2 separate regions of the Mus musculus genome follow, and region 1 is linked to region 2. The links are chromatin contacts, found by POLR2A ChIA-PET in ENCODE. All regions are on one chromosome and are shown on one strand. The core of a region is the stretch at or near the end of the contact, and the rest is flanking DNA. Distances in the headings are between cores, read along the strand shown. Region 1 holds the start of Plxnb2 (plexin B2). Region 2 holds the start of Pim3 (proviral integration site 3).

The links. ChIA-PET counts read pairs that join two places held with the same protein, here RNA polymerase II (POLR2A).
Region 1: POLR2A ChIA-PET joins it to region 2 with 31 read pairs in embryonic stem cell. The contact joins the promoter of Plxnb2 here to the promoter of Pim3 in region 2. POLR2A ChIA-PET finds 5 or more read pairs at or near these places in 3 of 5 experiments (Patski and embryonic stem cell).

What each region holds. Positions count from the first base shown.
Region 1 is chr15:89,177,005-89,182,943 of GRCm38, forward strand. Plxnb2 (plexin B2) reads right to left here and starts at 3,784. Exons shown (of 38, transcript NM_138749.3): 1 at 3,661-3,784. It overlaps Dennd6b (DENN/MADD domain containing 6B), which reads right to left. Exons shown (of 20, transcript NM_027081.3): 20 at 5,209-5,939.
Region 2 is chr15:88,857,804-88,863,690 of GRCm38, forward strand. It overlaps Pim3 (proviral integration site 3), which reads left to right and starts at 4,391. Exons shown (of 6, transcript NM_145478.2): 1 at 4,391-4,949; 2 at 5,035-5,144; 3 at 5,238-5,288; 4 at 5,376-5,745. The coding sequence starts at 4,865. Gm33049 reads left to right here. Exons shown (of 3, transcript XM_006521646.3): 3 at 4,030-4,703. The coding sequence ends at 4,677.

The DNA.
Region 1 (5,939 bases), core at 2,534-5,033, 320 kb after region 2:
TAAGGCTATGCCCCTAAGGCCTACCCCTTTCCCCTTTCCTGTCCTTAAGTCCTGGAGCCAGAACCCAGCTGGCACCAGAATGGGCAACTGCTGGGTTTCAAGTCCAGGGACCTGAGGGAGATGAAGAAAGAAAGAAGGTATGGACACCAAGCCCAGCCCTGCCCCCAGGCACAGTGTTCCAATCCAGGTTGAGCCCCTTCTGTGGGTAGTCCACTGGGACCCCAGGCAGCTCAGGTGTGAACTCAGCCAGTCCTTGGGGACGCCCCAGGGAAGGCTGCCAGCCATGAGGAAGGCAACGAGCCAGGCTGGGGGAGGGGACGACACTGGGCTACAGAGGCGGGACCAGAGAATGACAAAAGACAGGAAATAGTGCTACCAGCTCCAAGTCTGGACCAGCTAGGGCTCTTCCCTAAGACAAGATTGTCACAGGGAGGTTGGATCAGACCTGCTCTAAAGAGAGTCCACCACCCTCGACCACCTGGACTCTGTCTGGGAGGTTAAGCCCAATCACTGTCATGGGTTCATGAATTTCAGGGGAAGGAAGGCCCCCTCTGGATTGGGGTACAGGAGAGCAGGGGCCTCTCCTATCCTTTTAGATGTTCTAACAGCATAGGAGGGTCAGTGGGGTGTTCCAGAGGCAGTGCCTGTAGTCAGAGAGCTCAGAAGAGGGCAGAGTCCTTGCTATGTCAACAGAGGGTAGCATTAGCCTCACTCAGCTGGGGGCAGGGAGAAGAAGCTTGTGTCAGGGGATGTGAAACCATGGAGAGGAAGAAAGAGGAGTCACATGAGGTCTGGGAAGAGAAGAGCTGGGGCATTAGCTCCTTCTACCCTATTCCGACCTCCCCCCCCCCCAACACACACTACAGCCCTTCCCAGTCTATAATTAGTCAGAACCCAGCCCCGCCCCACCCACAACCCCACCCTAAACACAAACAGCCATTAGCATGGAGGGGGTTACCCAACTCTTACCCCCTATCTAATCATCCAATGGCTTGGCACAGAAGGGTTGGTGAAGCTAGTAGGGACAGCCTCAGTCCTATCCACAAGCTAGCCAGAGCCTGGACTACCAAGCCTTGGTTGGAGTTCCAATCAACTTTCCTCCTTGTCCTCACCAAGCCAATCCTTTTACAAGAGGCCCTCGATAGGGACAAAACACTTCCTCCCTGAATATCAAGAACAAGGCTGGACACAGGAAGCAACAAGAGGGTTGGAGGGGATGTAAGGAGTGTCCGATGGCAGGGTGACAGTCCTCTGTGACAGAGATATGCACGTAGTGACAAGCAAGGGATAGTGCTAGAAGATCCTTCCACCAATGACCCCCAGGCAAGGGTCCAACATCCCTGAAGAACCATTAGCACTAACCATTAGGAGAGGTACTGGGCAGAAGACATTACATGGGGATGTTCTAGAATAGCTACAGATCTGGTAGGGGGGACATGTGACATATGGACGCCACTGTGGGCTGCCAGCCCAGCCCAGCTCAATCCCTTCCAATCCAATCTCTTCTGCTCCACTAGCAGGGGCCAGGGCCAAGTCCCTAGGCTTCTTGCTCTTGGGCATCAGCTGTGGGCTCTCCCTCCCAGTGTGCTCTCCACGCAAGCTCCTGGATAAGCCATAAGCCCCTGGAGCCAACCCAGGAACACCCCAACGGCTTCTGGTAGAACACCTTATTTGTCCACCTGTAGGATGTCCTGACCAGTATCGCATCCCAATGAGGAGGGAGGGGGGCAGCCCCTCAGCGAGACTCTGGTCAGTGAGAAGGCAAGAAGGTAGCCTGCGGTTCAGCCCCAGTAAGCCCTCAGGGATGTGCTTCCTAAGGGGTCTCTGCCAGGAGTGTGACCCATCCAAGGTATCCTTAAACATAGTAGGAATGACTTTGGGAAGTGAACCGAGTCGTCCAGAGAGATCTAAAATACTTCCTCCCCCACGAGCTTTGTCAGAGGAGCCTGGGCATATTCCAGGTTGGGCAGGGCCAACAAAGGAGCCGACCTTGAGGTCCTTCTCCAACCCAAGGTGACACATGCCCTCCTACACCGCCCCTGACTGGTCTGAGCAGCCATGGGAGCGAGGTGGTGGAGCTGCCTGGACTTGCCAGCCCCGCCCTCCTGGAGTTCTCAACCCCGCCCTCCTGGGGTTCTCAACTCAGCCCGGAAGTGGGTCCCTCTCCCATGGCTGCTTCAGCCTCCCCTTCTGCTTCAGCCTGCTCTTTGGGTAGCTGGACTCGCTGGACTCGGCTGGATAATCCAAAATAATTCCTCCTTGGCAGGCAGCCCGTGGGGGAGGGGGGAACTCACATTCCAAACTCTTGTTTTTCTAAGTAACTTCCCTCAGATCCTGGGGCTAGAAACCTCTGGCCAGTCCTCAGGCCTCCCCACTTCCATGGGAGGGTGTGAGCGACTAGGTGGCCGAGGCTCTGTAGTCTACCTGGTGATTAGTCTTCTCGAGCAATTTCCATACAACACAATAAGGTTTGGCACATTCCACAAAACAACTCACGCGTTGGCTCTACCTTCCTAGGAACTTCACCTCCTGACCAAAGAGCAAGGACTCATGCTAGCGACAGTCCAACTTTCTGATGACATTCCCTATGTTCCAAGACAGCATCCGGGTGTGGGATCAGGCTGACAGCTCCCACCCTCTAGGTGTTTGTGAGCAGTCTGAGAAATTCAGCTTTAAAATCATCAATACAAATTGAAGAGAGACGTTAGAGGGGGGCACTCCCCAAGGCAAATGAGGGCCCCCGAGGGCCTCCGTTCATCAGAACGTGACACTGGCTTTGGGACCTGGCTTCAGCTACAGTTCTGACCACCACCACCATGGTGGCCATAATCCGATCTCCCTTCCTGCCTTCTCCAAGGAACTAGAAAAAGGAATTAAGTGACGTGGCCAGAAACTCTAGGATTCTTAGGCTCAGAAGACCCCAGATAGAAAGGACCCACCCACACACAAACCTGCCACACAGCAGGAAACAGAGGAAGCAATGAATCTCCCTTAAGAAGGTATATGGAAGTGAAGGACTGGACTGTGTAAAAGCACCCACAAGTTCTAAGCCCTCTGAATCCTAAGTGTCTCTCCAAACACCACAACAACGAACTACACTAGAAACTTGCGGAGATCTTGCCGGGAGGCGTGGGGCCTCACCAGGTACTACTACTGAGTGTTAGTTCTCTCTGGCTCTTGTTCCCTGTCCCAGAAGGTGTGGGCACTGCTTTGGTTGAGCACCCCTGTAAAAAGCCCCAGCAGAGCCCAGCGTCTGAGCAAGCTTAGCTTGAGAACTGGGGCCTGGAGGTCCAGCACGACAGAGATGACTTGCTCTGGTCCATCGATTCGGTAGGGACGCCGGCCGTGAAGGAGGGTTTGAAACTACACCGGGTCGGGTGCAGCTCCACCGGGTCGTGGGAACCCTGCCTGCCAGGACAGTCTCCCAGCATCCCAGCGCTGAGGGCCTCGTCGCCAATCGGGGAGGCAGGAACAGCCAGGCCCAGCCGATTGGAAAGACAGACAGACGCGGGGCAAAGACGCAGGCCCGCGTCGCCCTCCGCGCAGCGGCACTGCCCTAAGACCCCCGCGTCCGGGGGCGCAGGCCGAGGCCGAGTGGCGGAGACGGCGAAGCCTGGGCCTGCGCGACGCCCCCACAGTTCCCGTCCCCGAGTGCCGTACCTGCTCCTCCGCAGCCGTCGTTCGATGGCGCCGGGGCCGCGCTCTGCGTTGCGCTCCGGCCCGCGCGGCTGCCATGGAGACGGGCCTTTGTGTGGCCGAGGAGGGGCCGGAGCGCGCGGGAGCCGCCGGCCCCGCCCCCGCCAGGGGAGAAGGAGGGCGGGGAGGACAGGGGCGGGCGAGAGGGAGGGACGAGACTAAGGGGTAGAGGGTGGGAAGGAGGGGCGGCTGGCGTCCCTAGCGTACCCCGCGTTTCCCTCGGCTCAGAGCCACTTATGCACACCGCTTTGCTTGGAGATTCGCGCCCAGTAGCAATCCGCGCTCCCTGCCTGCTGCAGTCTCGTCTCCTGGCACCAGTTCCCCCGCACCTCCCACTGCCCCGTCATCAGAGGAGTTCGCTCAGGCTGGGCACAACCCCGGGAGTGCCCCAGGCCGAACTGAATGGCGCACGCGGCCCGGCACCAGTGGGTGGCTTCGCCTGGGCCAGATCGAGGCCTCAAGTGTCTTCTTGGAGATGGGCGGGGCGCAAGGAACCGCACCACCATTGGCAACAGGCGGGACCACGCGCTCATCCCGTTCCCGAGGGTGAGGGCTGCTGAACCTTGATTCTTTCTTCCAAATCCTAGCCGCTCTGTTCTCCTTATGGAATGTTCTACTCTCCTTCCCGGCCCCTTGGCCTTACCGACCCCCAAAATGTCTATAGGGTAGGACAGTACCGTAGGGTTCCTACTTCAGGCCTTGAAGTTGTGGTGGCGATCTCAGGACAAGGTTTGGAACTAGTCCCCAAACCCCAGCTCATTCATGTCTACCCTGGAATAGCTGTCTCTTCCACCCCAGATTTGCTCTCCTTTTTAAAACAAAAAAAACTAAAGATGTATTTATTTATTCATTTTATGTATGTGAGTACACTCTAGCTGTGAGCCTTCATGTGGTTGTTATGAATTGAATTCTTAGGATCTCTGCTCGCTCAGGCCCAAAGATTTATTATTATACATAAGTACACTGTATCGGTCTTCTGACACACCACAAGAGGGCGTCAGATCTCACTACGGGTGGTTGTGAGCCACCATGTGGTTGCTGGAATTTGAACTCGGGACCTGTGGAAGAGCAGTCTCTTACCCCCTGAGCCATCTCGCCAGCCTCCAGATTTGCCCTCCTTGAATACCGTCTGCCTACTTCCTCCTATTTCCTCTGGCATCTCTGTGGAGAGCCTTTTGGGGTGCCCGTGACTGACTGAGCCAGCTTGGAACAACATCTCCCCAGCTTTGGAGATCTGCCCCAATTCTTATGTCTTCCCCAACCTGAAAACTTCACAAATCTGAGGACTTCACTGTTTCTTTAAGGAAGTTGAACTTGCCCCATCTCAAGCAGCCAGGCTTGGTTGAATCACCTTCTCCCCTCCACCAGCAACCCCGCCCCCTCCCCCCACATACAAGAGACTCCAAAATATTCAGTGATTTCAACACTACGGCCCCCAACACACACACACAACTCTAAAATATCCAGTAACACAGCTGCAAACTTTGTATCAAAAATATTAAAAGACAAGTATTGTATAACAAAAAAAGATATTTTAATAACAAAGTTGTGGGAAGGCCAGTATTCTGAACTGAGTAGGGCTCAAAATAGAAAAGGCAGGAAGCTGGAGGGTAAAAGAGTCCTCCTGTCCTTCCGGTCTGTCCCTGGGGCTGGCTGCCTCATGACCTCCACCCAACCCTCTTAGATCCCCTGAATGCTGGCTCACTGCGCTCTCCCAACTGGCCACACAAGGGAGCTCTGGGAATCACAATCTCCAGGATTAGCTTCTCACTCTCCAGGCATCTAAACTGTAAGGGACCTCTGGGCTGGGGGGAGGGGAGCACCTCTTTGGAGCCATCTGTCTCGACATCCCTCCAGGCTCTGCCCTTGGCATGGATGGAAAGAGATGGGCTTGAGCCTACTTTGGACAGAAGCTCCACTAACTCAGCTGATCCCATCCTGGGAGAGAGAGAGTCGGAGAGGATGTAGCTGGTAGGAAGCCAGCAGGCAGGCGGTATACTCTACCAGTAACCAGGACAAGCCCCTCGAAGAAACTGGAACTTTGCTCATTCCTGTGTGTCAGCCTTGGGTTTGTGCCCTAAGCAGCACTGTTGTGTCTATAGCCTTCTACCTCCCCACCAGCCCCTCCTCTAAATCTGTCTGCTGATTCCCATGAAGAGTCCTAGGCTGATGGTGGCTGAGGTCCTTGGGGTGGTGTGGGGTGGGGCACCCTGAAGCCTACTGTGTGAAAGTCAAGTGAAAAC
Region 2 (5,887 bases), core at 3,141-5,640:
CTTTGGAGGATGCCAGAAAGCATTCAGTGACGATGGAGACCTGGTTTAGGCCTAGATACTCATGGCATCTTCTTTGTTATTCTTCAGGGTCTTTTTAATGCCGAGTTCAGGGGCCTGGGGTCAGTTGGGTGTGCTTGAGTGTGTACCCTGGTTAGAGTAGAACATGAGTAAATACTCCTCAGTGGCTGCAAGAGCCATGCAAAGGGGGAGCTGCAATTTGTCAACAATAGATGGACTTGGGCTGAGGGTTTAAGACAGGCAAGGGTCCCCTGGGCAGGAGATGGTGTCTGTCAGCATCTGGGACAAGGTTGGAAGAGGCAGTCACAGTGGCTGGGCCAGAGTTCATGCAGGCTGCTGTTATATTTCTGATCCCGTTGGGTCTTTCCAACCCAGGGACGCCTTTGGCAAAATGTTGCAAAATCCTGGCTGGCTTCTCTGGCTCCTCTTCCCATTCAGGAGAGATTTGCCAAGGAGTGTGGAGGCAGGAGGGGAAAGGGCCTCAAAACTGCCTGCCTTACACTGAGAGCTCTGCTTCAAGCCAGTCTGGGGGCCTGGCTCTGTACAAGTCTGAAAGGGTGGGCACCGGGGCCTGTTGGCTAACCAGTTAGCCAGAGTCAGGCCAGGGAGAGGTTGATCTGGCACTACACCAAGCCTAGATCTGGGGCCAGGGCCAGGGCCAAGGCCAGGGCCAGGGCCAGGGCCAGGGCCAGGGGTGTGAGACCAGTGCCAGGTGTACCTTCTGGGATACTGCCAGGCTGGCCTATGGGGGCTAAGGAGGGGCCTGCTCATTTGGTTCATCGCCTCTTGCAGTGGGAGCCAAGTCAGAGGTGGCTCAGGGTCCAGTAGGAACTGTTTGCAGGAAGAACTGACCCTGATGGCCAAAGATATTTGGAGGGGAATGAGGCTGGGGACTGGAGACAATAAGTTGATGGGAAGGAGGTAAGAGAGAAGAGACCCATGGGTCTGTGTGGTAAACAAAAGGTGAGCGAGGAGACTCTCAGGCTGGAGAGACATCAAAGCCCAGCCCGGGCTCCAGAAGACCCTGGGCCTACCTAGGGGGCACTTGGGCAAGAGCCCTGGATGTAGATGAGATCTGCCAGGAGGTGAAGACTCAAGGGAGTCTGAGGGCACCAGGGCAAGCAGCTTGGGGAGACTGTGGGAGGTACCCCATCTTGCCCTCCCCTGTAATACTGAAGGTCTGTAGAGTGTTTGAATTGTGTTTTTGTGGGCCTGTGTGTGGCATGTTGTTTAAGGACAGTTACTTTTTTTGTGACTAGGTTTGTAAGTAATATGACTCTCTCTCTCTCTCTCTCTCTCTCTCTCTCTGTGTGTGTGTGTGTGTGCGTGTGCATGTGTGCTTTTGTGTGTGTGTGTGTGTGTGTGTGTGTGTGTGTATGTACTCTGAGGCCCTGACCATCCTCCAATCCATCATCTCTCCTTTTCTACCAGGAAAAGGACAGCCTGGCTCTTGTCACCACAGCAACAACACAGCCCCTCCCACCATCAGGACAGAGTGACCTGGTGGGGCTGGCTGTTCGTTCTCTGTACCCACTGCAGGGCAGGAACGGCTGTTTCCAAGGCTGCATGTAGATGGGGACAGCAGGGTGGCTTGGGGTGTGTGTGTGAGCAAGTGACCCTCTGGTGGAAGCGATCCTGCTCCAGCAGCCCTCTCCTTGAGTAACCCCTGGTTAAGACGGGAAGGCAGACAGGCGGGATGCGTGCTCCTCTAATGTCACATTCATCTGGACCCAGAGCATCCTTTGAGTGGAGGGAAGGCAAACAACAGGGCATGGGCATCTGCAGCAGGACCATTCTCTTCTGTAGGAGATCTCCAGCTCTGCTGCCTATGGGATCACTGACCTGTGAGGGCCAGAGCTATTTTTAAGGTTTACTGGTTGGGCTTTCCAAGAACCAGGAAAAAAACAGGCGGAGGACTGGTACCCAGTACAGTAACTGGTTACAGGTGTTGAAACCTGTGGAGCAGGGATGGCCTAAGGTCCACCTTCTAACAGGCTGGGAGCGGGGACAGGGCAGGTAGACAAGGGCCAGAAGCCATGGGTTTCAGATTCAGTCCAGACTCCCATGCAAATAGGGAATAGGCTCCACAGACAGAGCCTCTATTTGATAACCTAATTAATAGGCTGATGGGGTAGGTTATGCCCATTGCTGGTAGGGGGTGGGGCAGGATTATTTGGGGACACAGGGATTTCCAAATGCCTGTCCGGAACAGATGCATGGATAGCTGTTTAGATAAAGCCTCTTACCAGACCTTTCTTCAGGCCAAATGGAATATGACAAGACCCCCCCACATGTTGGATGTATGATTCCTGGGGGTGAGAGCCATGGCCTATTCTGATAACATCACGGGGCTTAGAAGGTTTGGGGTCCTCAACACACACACGGGCCCACAGAGTAATTGATCTACCACACAATAAAGATAAACCCCCACCCCCAAGTCCTCTAGTACAATGAAGGGGTCTCAGCCTACCATGGAAGGGAGGAGAGAGGAGCTATGAGTGACAGCACCATAAGGTAAGTTAGTATGGGAAGATTCGAGGTGTCAGGAGCACCCCTCAGAAGTTTAGGGACCAAGGATAGGGGGGTCCTTTCTGGTCCTGGTCTCCCAAGGCCAACTACAAGAGGAACTAGCCAGGGTGAAGGCCAGGATGATCTGGAATGAACCCGCTTAGAAATTCACTTGGGAACCAGGTGGTGGTGGAACACATCTTTAATCCCAGCACTAAGGAGGGAAAGGCTGGTGGATCACTGAGTTCAAGGTCAGCCTGGTCTACAGAGCAAGTTCCAGGACAACACAAAGAAACCCTGTCTTAAAAAACAAACAAACAGGAGAGAAAAAAAAAAAGAAAAGAAAATCACTTGGGAGCCGGTTGGTGCTGGTACACACTTTTAATCCCAGAACTGGGGAGGCAGAGGCAGGAGGATCTCTATGGGTTTGAGGCCAGCCTGGTCACATGCTGGGTGAGGGTCTCTAGGGAGACACCAGGGAACCCCAGCCATTCTTCACCATTGAATTTACTACCCACCTAGACAGTTCTCAAGGATCCCTCCCTCCCTCTCCCGAAAGACTGGGGTCCAATACAACCAGATTGTCCTGGCCAGGAGGAGCACAGGCCCTGTTGGGTTCTTAGCTGGTCCTTTGAAAGCACCCACAGGCAGACAACCCCCGCCCCTCCCCCACACCTGAGCAGGTACCCTGTAAACCCTGCTGATAGCTGGTATGGAAAGCTTTGTTCTTGGCAGATGTGGTCAGCTCCTGGAAAGCATGTTAGGAGACAGCCAGACAGAGCTCCAAGAACCTGAGACCTATTCCGAGGGCCTGAGTGTGTCCAGACTGTTGAGGGTCTAGGCCACAAAGACAGAAAGGGGGTGAGGAAACCAGGTGGGCCCCAAATAGTGTCAAGGCAGTAGGCGCCTCAGAAAGGTTCCAGAGAGAGAAAGTGTGGATTGCGGTGTTAGTGGAGGAACATGGATAAGCCAGTGGGAAGCCAGGCTCCAGATCCCCCAAGTAGTAGCAGTTCAGGAACGACAGTTGAATCGTTTAGACATCAAACTGAAGTCCAGGGAGCAATGGCTCTCAACTCATTCTCACCCAGCTATGACAGATGACAACTCCAAGTCCTGGGTTGCTCTTGGGTCAGTGACTTAGCCAGGGGTCAACAACAGTTGAGTCTAATTTCACTGGTGTCTTAAGGTATAGGTAAAAAGGACACAGGGAGACTGCTGTAGGCTGTGTCTACTTGAGCTGCTCAGGACGGAACTATGGGCATAATAGTCATCAACAAAGGACCTTTGGTAGTTGTGAGCAGCTAAAGGGACACTTTGTCAGATGGCCTTAGAGCAGAGGGACAAGTTCCCAGGAGGGAGGATCTAGGGTTTAGGAGGCTCTCATAAGTACCCAGCTAGGAGCATGAGATCTGAGCCTAGCTGATGGGCGAACACTCAAGGTGTGCTCCAGGGAGCTGAGGCTGGGTTGAGAGGTCTGAGGGCAATGCTTTCTCTGTCGCCCAGCCACGTGCGCATCGTGGCGCGCGAGCAGCGGGTGACGCACACAGAGCTAGTGTCAGCGTAGGCCTCAGGGCCGCACGACTGTCCTCCCGGACTTCCGCTTCTCAGAGGGGGCCGACTCCTCGCACACCCCCAGCCACAAACGCCCACGAAGAACGAGGGAACAACACGCGTAACTCGCGGAGCCGGAGAGTGACCTTCCTCAGCGCGGCCTGGGGGGCGAGGCTCGGAAGGCCCCGCCCTACGCTGCCATTGGCTGAGTCCCCGTGTCCTTTCAAAACCTCGATTTTCATTGGCTTATGCGGCCCCGCCCGCGCTGCCGGAGACATAAGGGGGCCGCCGCCCGCGCGCGAGCTGCGCGTGCGCAGGGCGGGTGAGAGCGCCGTGAAAGCCGCGGAACGCCGTGCACCTCCGCGACTCTACTACGGCAAGCTAGTCCGGACGGGTCGTCGTCCCCGCGCGCCACCAGCCCTTGGTGAAACGACAGGGAGCGTCCGGCTTCCCCAGCACCGCCCTGCGAGACTCAAAACAGCCACACCGCAAAGCGAGCCTCGGGCGGAAGGAGGCGGAGCTTCAGGCGGCCCCGCCTCCGCGGAAGGATACACATCTCCGTGGTCCAAAACCCCGGGGCGAGGCGGCCGGGGCGTGTGAGCTGCTCGGCCAGCTGCCGTCTACGCGCTTTCGCGCGGCCACCGGGCAACTGCGCCGCGCGGCTGCCCCGCTGAGCGCTCGGCCTCGGGGCCGTGGGATCCGCCGCGCTGTCTGCGGTCAGGAAGACCGCCCTCCCGCGTCCTTGCCGGACGGGTCAGAGGCGGCACCGCACGCGAGGCCACCCGCGATGCTGCTGTCCAAGTTCGGCTCCCTGGCGCACCTCTGCGGGCCTGGCGGCGTGGACCACCTCCCAGTGAAGATCCTACAGCCAGGTATGTGTGGGGACCAGGGAGGGGGCCTGGGCGGGGGCCGGGGGGTGGCTTTGGGTCATCATCAACCCGATTGTTTGTCCCACAGCCAAGGCTGACAAGGAGAGCTTCGAGAAGGTGTACCAGGTGGGCGCCGTGCTGGGCAGCGGCGGCTTCGGCACGGTCTACGCGGGCAGCCGCATCGCCGACGGACTCCCGGTGAGTCGTGGCTCCGGGCGCACCCGCGTGGACGATCGCCACGCTCGGCCGCCCGTCTGACCGCTCGCGTGTCGCCCCCTCTTTTCCCCGCAGGTGGCTGTGAAGCACGTGGTGAAGGAGCGGGTGACCGAGTGGGGCAGTCTCGTAAGTATGCGGGTGCGGGGCGTGCGGGTGCGGGGCATGCGGGTGTGGGTTGCCTTGGCTTTGTCCGATGACCGCCTTGTCCCCCAGGGCGGAGTGGCCGTGCCCCTGGAGGTGGTGCTGCTGCGCAAGGTGGGCGCGGCGGGCGGCGCGCGCGGCGTCATCCGCTTGCTGGACTGGTTCGAGCGGCCCGACGGCTTCTTGTTGGTGCTGGAGCGACCCGAGCCGGCACAGGACCTCTTCGACTTCATCACTGAACGAGGCGCCCTGGACGAGCCGCTGGCGCGTCGCTTCTTCGCGCAGGTGCTTGCCGCTGTGCGGCACTGCCACAATTGTGGGGTCGTGCACCGCGACATCAAGGACGAGAACCTGCTGGTGGACCTGCGCTCGGGAGAGCTGAAGCTCATCGACTTCGGCTCGGGCGCGGTGCTCAAGGACACGGTCTACACTGACTTTGATGGTGAGCAGGTGGTGCGGCGTTCCGGCGACTGTTAGGCGGCCACGCGCCACGCCTGGCTTACGGGAGGGGTGGGGGGGACTGGGGACACCGGGGTAGCCCTCTGCGGTGTGAGGGCGCAGGGTCTGGGGACGGTGGGTGGCAG